4 separate regions of the Homo sapiens genome follow, and all the other regions are linked to region 1. Evidence: chromatin contacts called from ENCODE Hi-C or POLR2A ChIA-PET data. All regions are on one chromosome and are shown on one strand. The core of a region is the stretch at or near the end of the contact, and the rest is flanking DNA. Distances in the headings are between cores, read along the strand shown.

Region 1 (2,700 bases), core at 160-2,659:
TAGGTGATGCCCTCAAGCTGAGCAGAACCCAAAGAAGGCTTTAGGTGGCTCAGATCACACCTGTGAGTTTATATTCATTCATTCAAGATAACCAAAGCCCTATTCTGGGCACCAAGGAAATAAGGAGAGAGAGGGTCAGTATCTGAAGAGGAGAGAGACTTCCTCATCCTCAAAACTTTCATATGAAGTCAGCCTATCTCATGAGCCCTGGAGGCAGGAAGAGGCCACCAAGGTGGATTCAAAAGCCCTTTCCGACAGTTATGTTTTGAGAATCTTAATTTTCTGGGATCTGAAGTTCTTTGATGAAAGACAGAAGCCCACAGGCCTGGGCACCCACCCACCCCAGGCACCATGATAGTGTCCCAAATGTCACCACAGCATCCAGTTCTATCAACAATGTGGAACAGCAGACATAGCTGCAGTGTCCATTTTACAGGTGAGGAAACGTGGCCCAAACAGAAAAAGGAACTTGTCTGAAGTTAGCCAGGTATCAAGGCTGCCTGGATCTAAAATCCCAGCCCAGCTCTCCACAGTGTAAGTTTTAGGAGATGGGAGATAATGATCTGACCTGGCTGCCTGAATGCAGTAGCAGAAAGGAGCCCTGGGGCTGAGCTGGTGGGACCAGCTTCCATCAGATGGACATGGCATGGTGAGGCCTGTCTTTCCAAGGGCTGGTGCTGCTGCTTGCTCCACGCGGACCACGAAGACCACGAGGGCAGCAAAGAGGGCAATTTTAATGGCATCTGGTACCGGGGCTTTGGGGGAGGAAGTCTGTGGTTCCGGTGTTAACAGTGGTGCCAGAGACCTCTGTAATCTGCCGCCTCCGCCAGGTGGAGTCTGGGCTCTGCCCCTGCTGAGCCTCTCCCCACCGGACACTCAACCTCAGCCTTGGCTGCCACAGCTAGTCTGGTCTGAGGGGGAGGGCCCCGCCCGACTCAACTGAGGGGAGGCCATTCCAAGTAGAATCGTTAGTTGGACACAGTTCCCGGGGGGATGGAAATGTCAAAGGCAACTCGATCCGGCCCATCTCCCTCTCCTGCCAGGCGACGGTATCCGCGGGGATCGAGTGACTGCCTACATAGCCTGGAATACTCCACAGCCGCCCTCCCTACCCCGCCCTGAAGGCTATACTGTCCGAAGGGGCCGACCGAGGTCAAGGGACCTGTCGCCCCGCGGGAATCGCGGCCGTGGGATGGGCCCAGGTGTTCAGGCTCGCTCCACCCATTCATCGGTGGGAGCGAAAGTTCAGGAATCGTGCTCCTTCAGCAGCCCCCCGCCCCCCACAGCCCTCCCGCTGGGCTCACCCATTGCAGTTACAGCCCGGCAGAAGCGGGGGTGAAAGAGCTTCCCGCCGATCCCCTGCGCTTGAACCAGAGTGAAGCTGCCGCCGCGCCGCGCGGGGCTCTGTCTGGCAGGGCACAGCCCCTCCTCGGGTCCCGCCCTGGGGTTCCTCGGCCACGCCCCAGTCATCCAGTCTCGTCTCGGGCCTCAGAGTCCAGCCCTGCCCTTGACGTTCGACCCCTCCTCCCAGGTTATCAGGCGGATCTGTGGCCCCGCCCCTCAGCCCCACCTTCCTCCCACCGCTCTGTGCTCTGCCCCTGGCATTTCAGGCTTGCTCAGTCCTGCGCCCCGCGGCTCCGACTCCCGCCGGCGGGCCCGCCCCTCCTGGGCCACTGCTAACCCGCAAGCGGGCGGGGCTCGGCCCCAGGCCTGCTGGGACATGTAGTTCTGCAGAAAGGAGCAGCTGCGGAAGGTTGGGGTTCTTGCACCTCTAGGCTAGGTTTGGAATGAGGATGAGAGGGAGAGAGCTGCAGGGTAAAGGAGCAGAGCTGGCCATTGGAATTCCTTCCTTCCCGGTTTGGACAGGTGGAGGCCATATCGGTATAACGCTCTCACAAGCCCTCAGCTTTCCATACGGAAAAGTGGTGGCGGAATTCCGCGAGTATCTCAGCTCCCAATGCAGGTGCTTCCAATCGAGGGCCCCACGGAGGGAGCTGTAGTTCCAACCCGCCGCGAGTCCAAGCTGTCGGTTCCCACCGGACCAAACCAGCGGTGTCCGAGGTCAGGGACTGAGAAGACCGGTTTCTGCTCGGTGTTTTGCAACGTCACCCGCCTCCCAGACCGCTACCCCCAGACTAGTTATTTATAGGGTCCAGCCCCTCCTCCTAAGTTACAGCCTTTAGTTAGAAATGCCCAAGCTGCGGGAAAGTGGGTGTGCCCCGCCATGCCCCTCTCCCCGGGGGCTGGGCAAGACTCTGAGGTTTCATTTCTTTTTTATTTTATTTTATTTTTATATTTATTTATTTTTGAGTTTCGTTCTTGTTGCCCAGGCTGGAGTACAATGGCACGATCTCAGCTCACTGCAAACTCCGCCTCCCGGGTTCAAGCAATTCTCCTGCCTCAGCCTCCCAAGTAGCTGGGATTACAGGCACGCACCACCGCGCCTGGCTAATTTTGTATTTTTAGTAGAGACAGAGTTTCACCATGTTGGTCAGGCTGGTCTCAAACTCCTGACCTCAGGTGATCTACCTGCCTCGGCCTCCCAAAGTGCTGGGATTACAAGTGTGGGCCACCGCGTCCGGTCTTTATTTTTTTGAGAGAGGGTCTCGCTCTGTCGCCCAGGCTGGAGTGCAGTGGCGTTAACATAGCTCACTGCAGCCTCAATGTCCTTGGTTCAAGCTATCCCCTCCCGCCTCAGGC
Region 2 (2,700 bases), core at 67-2,566, 1.9 Mb after region 1:
TTCATCATTGAGAGAACCGAAAATCAAACCCTTGTCTGAATGACTTCAGCGCTCAGAACACTGTCCCACACCCAGTGTTTGCCTTGTGTCTGTTCATTCCATAAACATCCATGAGTACAAATCTTCCTCGAAAACATGATAAATCGCCCTTTCATCAGTGCAATGAGGATGGGACTCAAAGGAATAAGAAGGAAAGAGCTATATAAAGCTGTCTGAAAGTCAGGGCCCCATTCCGACGCTATAATTCGGTTTGGCTTCAACTGCGGCGCTCCTACAGTTGGGTTAACGAGTTACCTATACTGCGAAACTGTACCCCACCCCTCCTACCAGAGTAGTAAAAAATACGTTCTTGTGTTCTAACAATTTTACAAGCGTAAAACTGGGGGGAGGGGCCGGGCGCGGTGGCTCACGCCTGTAATCCCAGCACTTTGGGAGGCCGAGGTGGGCGGATCACGAGGTCAGGAGATCGAGACCATCCTGGCTAACATGGTGAAACCCCGTCTCTACTAAAAATACAAAAAATTAGCCGGGCGTGGTGGTGGGCGCCTGTAGTCCCAGCTACTCGGGAGGCTGAGGCAGGAGAATGGCGTGAACCTGGGAGGCGGAGCTTGCAGTGAGCCGAGATCGCGCCACTGCACTCCAGCCTGGGCGACAGAGCGAGACTCAGTCTCAAAAAAAAAAAAAAAAAAAAAAAAAAAAAAAAAAATTGGGGTGAGGGCGGGGAATTAACGTTTCTCAAATATACAAGGAAGCCCAGACTCAGAATGTAGACTCAGAGCAGGGAGGGGACCTTTTAGCCCAGCCTTTTCACGCCAGGACAGCTCGCCTGCCAGGCAGTTCTCCACCCTCTCTCGCCCCGCCCCGCTCCTAACGGGACAGTCAGCATCCCCCCTGATTGGACAGCACTGTTCCAGGGGACAAGTCAACCTGGGCCTCCCTCTACATCCCCTCCCCTGCTCATCAGGGCCCACCCCGAGCCACACGGCGGAGCCCTGAATTGGGCCAAAGAGGTGCCCTATGGTGAGGCCTGCAGGACATTGGGCGAGAGCCGGGTCCAGTGTGGGCCTCGGGGCGCGGTGGGGTGGAAAGCGGCCGGGGAGGGGAGGCCTGGGGCAGGAGGCCGGGGGAGGCGGCCCTGGGGGTGGGCAGGATGCTCTCCCGGAGTCCCACGCCGCCGCGCGGCTCTCACCAGACGCCGTCAGAGGCTCCCTCCCACGCCGCCACCGCGCTCCTCGGGCGAGGGACGAACCAAGCGCCACGAAGCAGGCAGAGCGCGAGCCTGCCCCTCGGTTTCCGCGCTCGGGCGCGCGGGTAGACGACTCGTCGCTCGACCTTGTCCCCACTCCTCGCTCGCCCAGCCACGCCCACCCGGAGTGCCGAATCCGCGATCGCGCCCTGACGCCACCCGAGAGAGCTCGCGTGATTGGCTGCTCCCGTCCCCGTCCCCCACCTTCCCGGCGGTATTTTGAGGCGCAGGCAGGGTGCTGACCAGCGGACCATCTTCCATGGCCTCTGCCGCGCTGGAGCTGCTGCGGGGCTGTCCTGCCAGCTTGTGCTCCCGCCCCGAAGCGTCCTCCTCCACTGGCGACACACGCACTGAAGCCCGAGTCTTCCCGCTGGGTAGTTGTTTTGGTCTTGCACCCAAGGAGGGATTTCTTGCGCCTCTTGTTCCCTCAGTTATTTCATAAACCAGGACCGCAACTATACTGTCGTGTAGCGCGGCCACCCCACAGCGGTCCCTGACGTTAACCCTTGCCGTGACTGCTAGAAGACACTGGTGGAGTGTGAATTGATGACCAAGGCATGGCAGAGCCTCTCTCATCTTTATAATCAGTTCAGCGGCGGCCTCCACTACAGGGAACTCCCAGCCAGTCCCGAGGCCTAGGGACATCCAGGGAGAAACGTGGCGGTGGTAAAGGGCTTGCGCAGCTCCTGAAGATAAATAAGACTTTGGGTTGCTGTTGTTTTTGAGACAAGGGTCTCACTATGTTGTCCAGGCAGCACTCGAGCTCCTGGCCTCAAGCCATCTTTTCTGGCTTCAGCCTTCTGAGTAGCTGGGACTACAGGACCATGCCACCGAATCAGGCTTTAAGACTTTTTAATGACCCTTTCAAATTTCTGAGTCACTCCCAGCATTTTAGGAAGCCAAGTGAGAAGGCTAGCTTGAGGCCAGGAGTTCGAGACCAACCTGGGCAACAGATTCCTGAGTCACCATTGACAAGAAACTTTGAATGAAGTTGATGATACAAAATATTAACATCTTTTTTTTTTTACAACCATTAAAAATTTACCACAGGTGAAACTAAGTCTAACAGTTCATTGAGATTTCTTGCTGTACAGCAAATTTCAAATCTCATCAAACTGCAGTTTGTGATGCATTTCAATTAATAATGAAGCTCTAATTTGTAAAATACTTATGAACTCTTAGTTCTCCTGTGGCTAGCTTGGAGCCACGAAAAGGTCACATTAGCCACAAAAGAAAAGACATTAAGGGATTTTTGCAAGGAAGTGCTATCAGATTTCTTTTTTGTTTGTTTGTTTGTTTTTGAGACAGGGTCCCACTCTATCGCCCAGGCTGGAGTACAGTGGTACGATCTCAGCTCACTGAAACCTCCACCTCCCAGGTTCAAGCAATTCTCCTGCCTTAGCCTCCCGAGTAGCTGGGATTACAGGCACACACCACCATGCCCGGCTAATTTT
Region 3 (2,700 bases), core at 55-2,554, 1.2 Mb before region 1:
TCACCTAGGTTTTGGGTACCCATACCAGGAGGAGGCTAGGGGGAAGGGCTCTCGGTCACGATCCACACAGAGGAAGAAATGAACACACAGTGACAATTTACTGAGGGCTTACCCTCATTAATTAAGCCCTTATTTACCATTGTTCACAATATCTTCCAAAACAACCCCTTGAAAGGGTGACCATTTATTATCCCAGAAGAGAAATATGAGGTTCAGAGAGAAGTCACTTGGCCCAAACGATCAGGAGAAAAACCCACTCAGGAGAGTGGCTCTATGGCAAGACACGTGAACCGAGAGGTCAGTCTCCTTCCCCACCGGGAGCCTCACGTCAGTCCCCAAAAGGGAGTGGATTACTCGAGGTCCCTACCAGAGTTCTCAGTGCAAGGCTGCTCGAAGCCCTAAGCAGACCCAAACTCCAAAACTTCCTGAGCCTCGGGCCACAGCAGGGAAGTCTCCAAGGCCTTCTCTGGTTCTGGGGCTAGAGGGGCCTCGGGACTTCCCTGTGCGGTCCCGGCCCCACGCCTCCAACAGGACTCCCCAGGGACCCACCTCGCAAACCTTCTCTCCCATCCAGTCCCAAGCCTCTGTCTGGGATTTAAAACTCTGATCCAGAAGAGGGAGGCTGGCTGTCGTAGAAGAGCCAGCCTGAGGGAATGTCTGGGGGACCCTGTCGGGGAAATCCGGGGGGGTCCCAATCCTCCGACTGGCGCCGACCCGAGTCCTTACCAAGCAGCGGGGACTCCTCAGGGCAGGCGGGCAGCGACAGTGCGGTGGTGTGGGGCACTGGGACCGAGGTCAAGTTGCTAGCGGGGCCAGGGCCAGAATCCACGACTGGGCTGGAGTCGCCACCCGGGCGCGGCTGGGAGGAGGCGCCTAGAGGAGGCGGCGGCCGGGCCCCTCCGGTCCGGAGCTCCCCGGAGGACTGCCCGATGGCGGCGGCACTGTTCGAGCCGCCCTGCAGCGGTGTGGAGACTCCGACCAGTTGGGGCAGGCGGCTCAGGTCGCGGCCAGCCAGGTAGTAAACGAGGGTGACGCCAAGGTGCAGAGCGCAGACGGCCACGAGCAGGCGGCAGGCCCGCTGTAGGGACGCGCCTGGCATCGCGGCGCTGCCGCTCAGGAGCGGCTCCCGAAGCCTCATCTTCCCGCCGCCGCTTTAAGAAGGGTGTGGGCTACAGGAGGGGAGGCGACCCGCCCGCGGGCCGCCCGCCAGGCGCTGCCCCACAGCGGCGACTAGGGGAGGGCCCGGAGCGGGGGCGGGCGAGCGGCTGAGAGCTGAGACTCCTCCAGCCAGCCAGACCTGGGAGCGGCGAGAAGCCGCCCGAGGCGCCGGCGGAGAGGGGAGGGGCGGGGCCCCGGCGAAGGCGGGGGCGGGGCCGGGCGCGGGGTTTTCTGGACGAGGGCGGGAAGGCGGGGCAGCCCGTGGCGGGATGGGCGCGCTGGGCGGGGCCTCGGGAGGGTGGGCAGCGGGCGGGGCGCCGTCGTGGGGTCCCCGGAGTATGACTGCAGCTCCGACGCTTGGCCGCGCACCGCCCTCTTCCTCCCGAGCCTTTGCGGCGGAGCTTCGGTCGCGTTGAGCCGCGCCTCCTCTTCCTCCTCCACGCTGCCCTCGACAGGCCGCGCCACTTCCTGGGGTGCGAAGGGACTCGGGTGCGAGCCTGGGCCTGCAGCGCGGCGGCGGAGAGAACGGAGAGGACAGCTGGCGGGTGGTTATCTGGAGTGGTTTGGGGCCGCGGCGGCGTTCTGGCCAGTGGGCCTTGGTGGGCTAGGAAGAGAGGCAGAAAAAGGTTACCCAGGAAACGGGCTTCGACGCCGGGCGAGGAGTGGCACGTTCGAAACCCCCTCCCTAACTCAGCCCGGCTGGACCCCGCTGCTTAACGGGGGGTCCTGCGGCAAAGAAAGTGGACGGGTTGCCACTTCTGTGCCTCCCCATCAGGTAGCCTGGGCTATAAGGGGCTCTCAGACCAGCTTGGTTCCAGATGTGTGTGTGGCGGGAGTCCTGTATACTTTGAAGAGGAGAGCAGCAAGAAGCCTCTAACTCCCAGGCCAGCGTGCAGGAGATCAGCCGGCGTTACAGTCTACACTGGGCTACCCACTGTCCCATGAAGTAGCAGTTCTCCCCATGTCGTAGAGTGGGGCCCCGGCAGATTAAGAAACTTTCCTAAGAGCCCACAGCTGGCAAGAGGCAGAATTCTGGCTCCGAAACCCATGTTTTCTACAGGTTTACCCTTTGTTGATTTGCAAGTAAGGGCTGAAGGCTGTGTGGGTGAGAGACTTAGGCACTGAAGCCACTTGACCTCGATTTGACCCAGAGGCCTCAGGCCCTGAGTGAGCAGAGACACCTCACCCCAGAGAAAGACTCATGGAGGTGCTGTCAGTAATGTGGATAGGGAAGTTGAGGGCTCTGGCAGCCAACCATCAGGGAATAACAGTAGCTACCTTATTTTGAGAGTTTGCTGTGTGCCAGTACTATCTGCCATGAAGTAGGTGGTGTTACGGTGTCCATTTCACAGATGAGAAAATAAGGCTTATGAGTTGACACTTTGGTTGTGATCATACAGAATCAACTTTCCTCACTTGACTTCCTGGACACCAGGTCCTTCTGATCTTCCTCACTTCACTGGCCATTTCTGTCTCCTCTCTGGACTTCTTCCCCAGTTGCTGAAGGCCCCAGCCATAGTCCATGATGTTCTTTTGTGTCTA
Region 4 (2,700 bases), core at 115-2,614, 1.8 Mb after region 1:
GAGCATAAAACAACAGACAAGGGGAAACAGAATCAATTGCAGACCCTAACATTTTAACTTTCTTAAATGTTTTTCTTCAACACTTTCCTATGGTTCATACTTTAAATGACTTTAAAATTATGCTTTAAGTAAATATATGCTTTAAATAATTTTTATTTGCTTCATTTTTCCTTCATAGCTATCCCTTTTTTTTTGTCATCAAAGATATGTGCGTTTTTTATAAAAACACTTTCTTGTCCCCTGCTGACTACCTCTGGAAGCTTCTTGTTGACCTCTGGTTTTTTGGTTTCTTTTTTTGGCTTTTCATTTCTTAGGGTGGTGGTGGTGGTAGTGAAGGAGAGGGGTCTTCTGGTGGCCCCTGCATAAGCACTCCCCCTCAACATGAGCATGATTAACTGGAACCACTGTTATTTCTGTGGTGTAGACAAAATGAGCCATGTAGCTATTAACATCTCCCTGATTTAAAAAGAAACACGGAACTTTCTTTTTCCTGCTGTCCTTAGGGAGGAAAGGTGTAAATATAAGAGACTGTAGCTAGTATCTTGGAAGTCCCCAGGAGACAGGCGTTTCCTCTTGGTCACTGACTCTCTGGGTCACTGACGCTCCTTGAACAGCAGGGCCACCGTGTCTCCCTTTGAAGCAAGTGATCCTTAAGGAATTTTCCAGGTTTAGTAACTTCTGTCTAGCTCCGAAAAGACGTAATGGCTGCAAAAGTGCTTCGTTGAAGAAGATAAGATATATTCATTTTTAAATAAAAATACTTATGGGCGAGAAAAATCGGAGTGGACTGAATCAATTACAGTAAATCTATGGGCTCTAAGGGAGCAAATAATCCAGGCTGGCTGAAAGAATTAAATATTTTAAATTTATAAAGCCAGGGACCCTCAAATCCATAAAAGGATTCAATCTTCTTCTTCTTTTTTTTTAGGATTCAATCTTCTAATAATCCCGGGAGGGGGCGCAAGAGCAGGATTCTTGTTTCTATTTTACGAATGAGGAAACTGAGGTTCAGAAAGCCTAAGTGGCATGCCTCTTCAGTAATCGGCCAATCGTCGCTGCCCTAACTTCACCTCACCTCCCAGTGCAGCACTAGAGTCCCCTCAGGGGTGGCCGTCCCTGGTCAGTCCAGCTCCAGCAGACGGGGTGGGTAGGACGCTCCCTATCAGGCAGCACTTCCGCCTCCCGGGGCCCGCGCAGCTCACCTCCCTCACCTCCCGCCCTACCCCAGTCACGAGTTGTTTTAGGGGGACCGCCCCTCCACTTGCTGATTGGGTAGCTCCTGAACCATTGTTGTCCTCTGATTGGTTGTTCCCTTTTCGGCTCTGCAACACCGCCTAGACCGACCGGATACACGGGTAGGGCTTCCGCTTTACCCGTCTCCCTCCTGGCGCTTGTCCTCCTCTCCCAGTCGGCACCACAGCGGTGGCTGCCGGGCGTGGTGTCGGTGGGTCGGTTGGTTTTTGTCTCACCGTTGGTGTCCGTGCCGTTCAGTTGCCCGCCATGGCTGAGCTGGATCCGTTCGGCGCCCCTGCCGGCGCCCCTGGCGGTCCCGCGCTGGGGAACGGAGTGGCCGGCGCCGGCGAAGAAGACCCGGCTGCGGCCTTCTTGGCGCAGCAAGAGAGCGAGATTGCGGGCATCGAGAACGACGAGGCCTTCGCCATCCTGGACGGCGGCGCCCCCGGGCCCCAGCCGCACGGCGAGCCGCCGGGGGGTCCGGGTGAGAGTGCGGGCGCGTTTGGGGCGAGAGGACTTGTCTGGAAACTCGGTCCACAGTGGGTCCGAGAGCTTCTGTGTGACTCGTGCTCCTTGCTGAATTAGGAGGTTAGGGAGCAGTGCAAACAGGAAACGAGACCCTGGCCCGGTCTTTCAGAAACCTAGGCTCGAGAAGCCTGTTCGGTTCTCAGCATGTTTGAGTGCTTCTGGGCGCGGGCGGAGCGAGAAAGCAAGTGTAGGGTGGCAGGCTCCGGAGCCGGAAGAAGCCCGTTCAATTCAGCAACTTTTCATTAAGCATTTGCTGTGCCTTTAGTCCGGTCTCTGAAGCAACCGCATTGGCGCAGTTTTTCCAGACTTATAAGCTTATAAGTCTGAGCCGAGCACAGAACTCGTTATTAGAAAAGGAGGGCGGAAAAAAATAAGAATGGAAATATCGTTTTTGAGAGATACAAACAAAAGTAGCAATGCAGTTCAGCATTTAAGCACTTAAGGTGTACAGAGTGTTGGATTACGAGGAGGAAGGAGGGAGTAGGGAACTCGAAAGATGATCTAGGTCTGGAGAAAGAACTGCCAAGCGCGGTAGGAGTTTGCTATCGTTGAGCGATTGATTTACAGCTAGGACTTCTGGAGCTCTTCCTCTGGGAACAGCTTTGGTAGGCAATATTGCCTAAGCAGAACCCAAGATTAGCCTAAACCAATCAGGGAGGGATGAAGAGGTGAATAGAGAATGTTCTCAGCCAAACTCAAGTAAAAATGGGGCAGGTAGGATGGCAGTTTGACCTTTGGATGCCTTAACCTGTGTGTGATGCTTAGGATCATGAGTGGAAAAGACCTACTTAATAATACAAAGAAGTAGGAAATTTAGCTAGAAGAAATGAAATACGGCTTTTCATTCACTTAAAAAATTCCAACTAAGGGAGAATAGGGCACTACTGGGGCATATAGGAGTAGTGTCTACCCTAAATTCAAACCTTAAGGAGCCAGGTA

Evidence for each region. Hi-C counts contacts between places; a loop is a spot of excess contacts on that map. ChIA-PET counts read pairs that join two places held with the same protein, here RNA polymerase II (POLR2A). Pooled maps may share reads with other maps.
Region 2: a loop to region 1 is called in a map of CD8-positive, alpha-beta T cell, with 9 times the contacts of the local background. The contact joins the promoter of GNE here to the promoter of MYORG in region 1. A Hi-C loop is called at or near these places in 1 of 168 maps with a recorded cell type or tissue (CD8-positive, alpha-beta T cell), 1 of 37 single-sample maps with no recorded cell type and 7 of 50 pooled maps.
Region 3: a loop to region 1 is called in a map of CD4-positive, alpha-beta T cell, with 9 times the contacts of the local background. The contact joins the promoter of B4GALT1 here to the promoter of MYORG in region 1. A Hi-C loop is called at or near these places in 2 of 168 maps with a recorded cell type or tissue (CD4-positive, alpha-beta T cell and CD4-positive, alpha-beta memory T cell) and 7 of 50 pooled maps. POLR2A ChIA-PET finds 5 or more read pairs at or near these places in 1 of 52 experiments (RWPE1).
Region 4: a loop to region 1 is called in a map of naive thymus-derived CD4-positive, alpha-beta T cell, with 8 times the contacts of the local background. The contact joins the promoter of CLTA here to the promoter of MYORG in region 1. A Hi-C loop is called at or near these places in 1 of 168 maps with a recorded cell type or tissue (naive thymus-derived CD4-positive, alpha-beta T cell) and 7 of 50 pooled maps. POLR2A ChIA-PET finds 5 or more read pairs at or near these places in 1 of 52 experiments (MCF 10A).

What each region holds. Positions count from the first base shown.
Region 1 is chr9:34,375,489-34,378,188 of GRCh38, forward strand. MYORG (myogenesis regulating glycosidase) reads right to left here and starts at 1,410. Exons shown (of 2, transcript NM_020702.5): 1 at 1,305-1,410. RefSeq lists enhancers at 177-758, 759-1,339 and a silencer at 1,385-1,774.
Region 2 is chr9:36,257,132-36,259,831 of GRCh38, forward strand. GNE (glucosamine (UDP-N-acetyl)-2-epimerase/N-acetylmannosamine kinase) reads right to left here and starts at 1,317. Exons shown (of 12, transcript NM_005476.7): 1 at 1,190-1,317. LOC124902150 (a long non-coding RNA gene) reads left to right here and starts at 1,479. Exons shown (of 3, transcript XR_007061473.1): 1 at 1,479-1,620. RefSeq lists a silencer at 1,058-1,217 and an enhancer at 1,518-1,747.
Region 3 is chr9:33,166,032-33,168,731 of GRCh38, forward strand. It overlaps B4GALT1 (beta-1,4-galactosyltransferase 1), which reads right to left and starts at 1,305. Exons shown (of 6, transcript NM_001497.4): 1 at 727-1,305. The coding sequence starts at 1,138. It overlaps B4GALT1-AS1 (B4GALT1 antisense RNA 1), which reads left to right and starts at 917. Exons shown (of 3, transcript NR_108110.1): 1 at 917-1,015. RefSeq lists silencers at 1,057-1,330, 1,089-1,488 and enhancers at 1,156-1,721, 1,639-1,738, 1,722-2,286, 1,809-1,888.
Region 4 is chr9:36,189,557-36,192,256 of GRCh38, forward strand. It overlaps CLTA (clathrin light chain A), which reads left to right and starts at 1,365. Exons shown (of 5, transcript NM_001833.4): 1 at 1,365-1,717. The coding sequence starts at 1,501. RefSeq lists enhancers at 1,000-1,625, 1,341-1,560.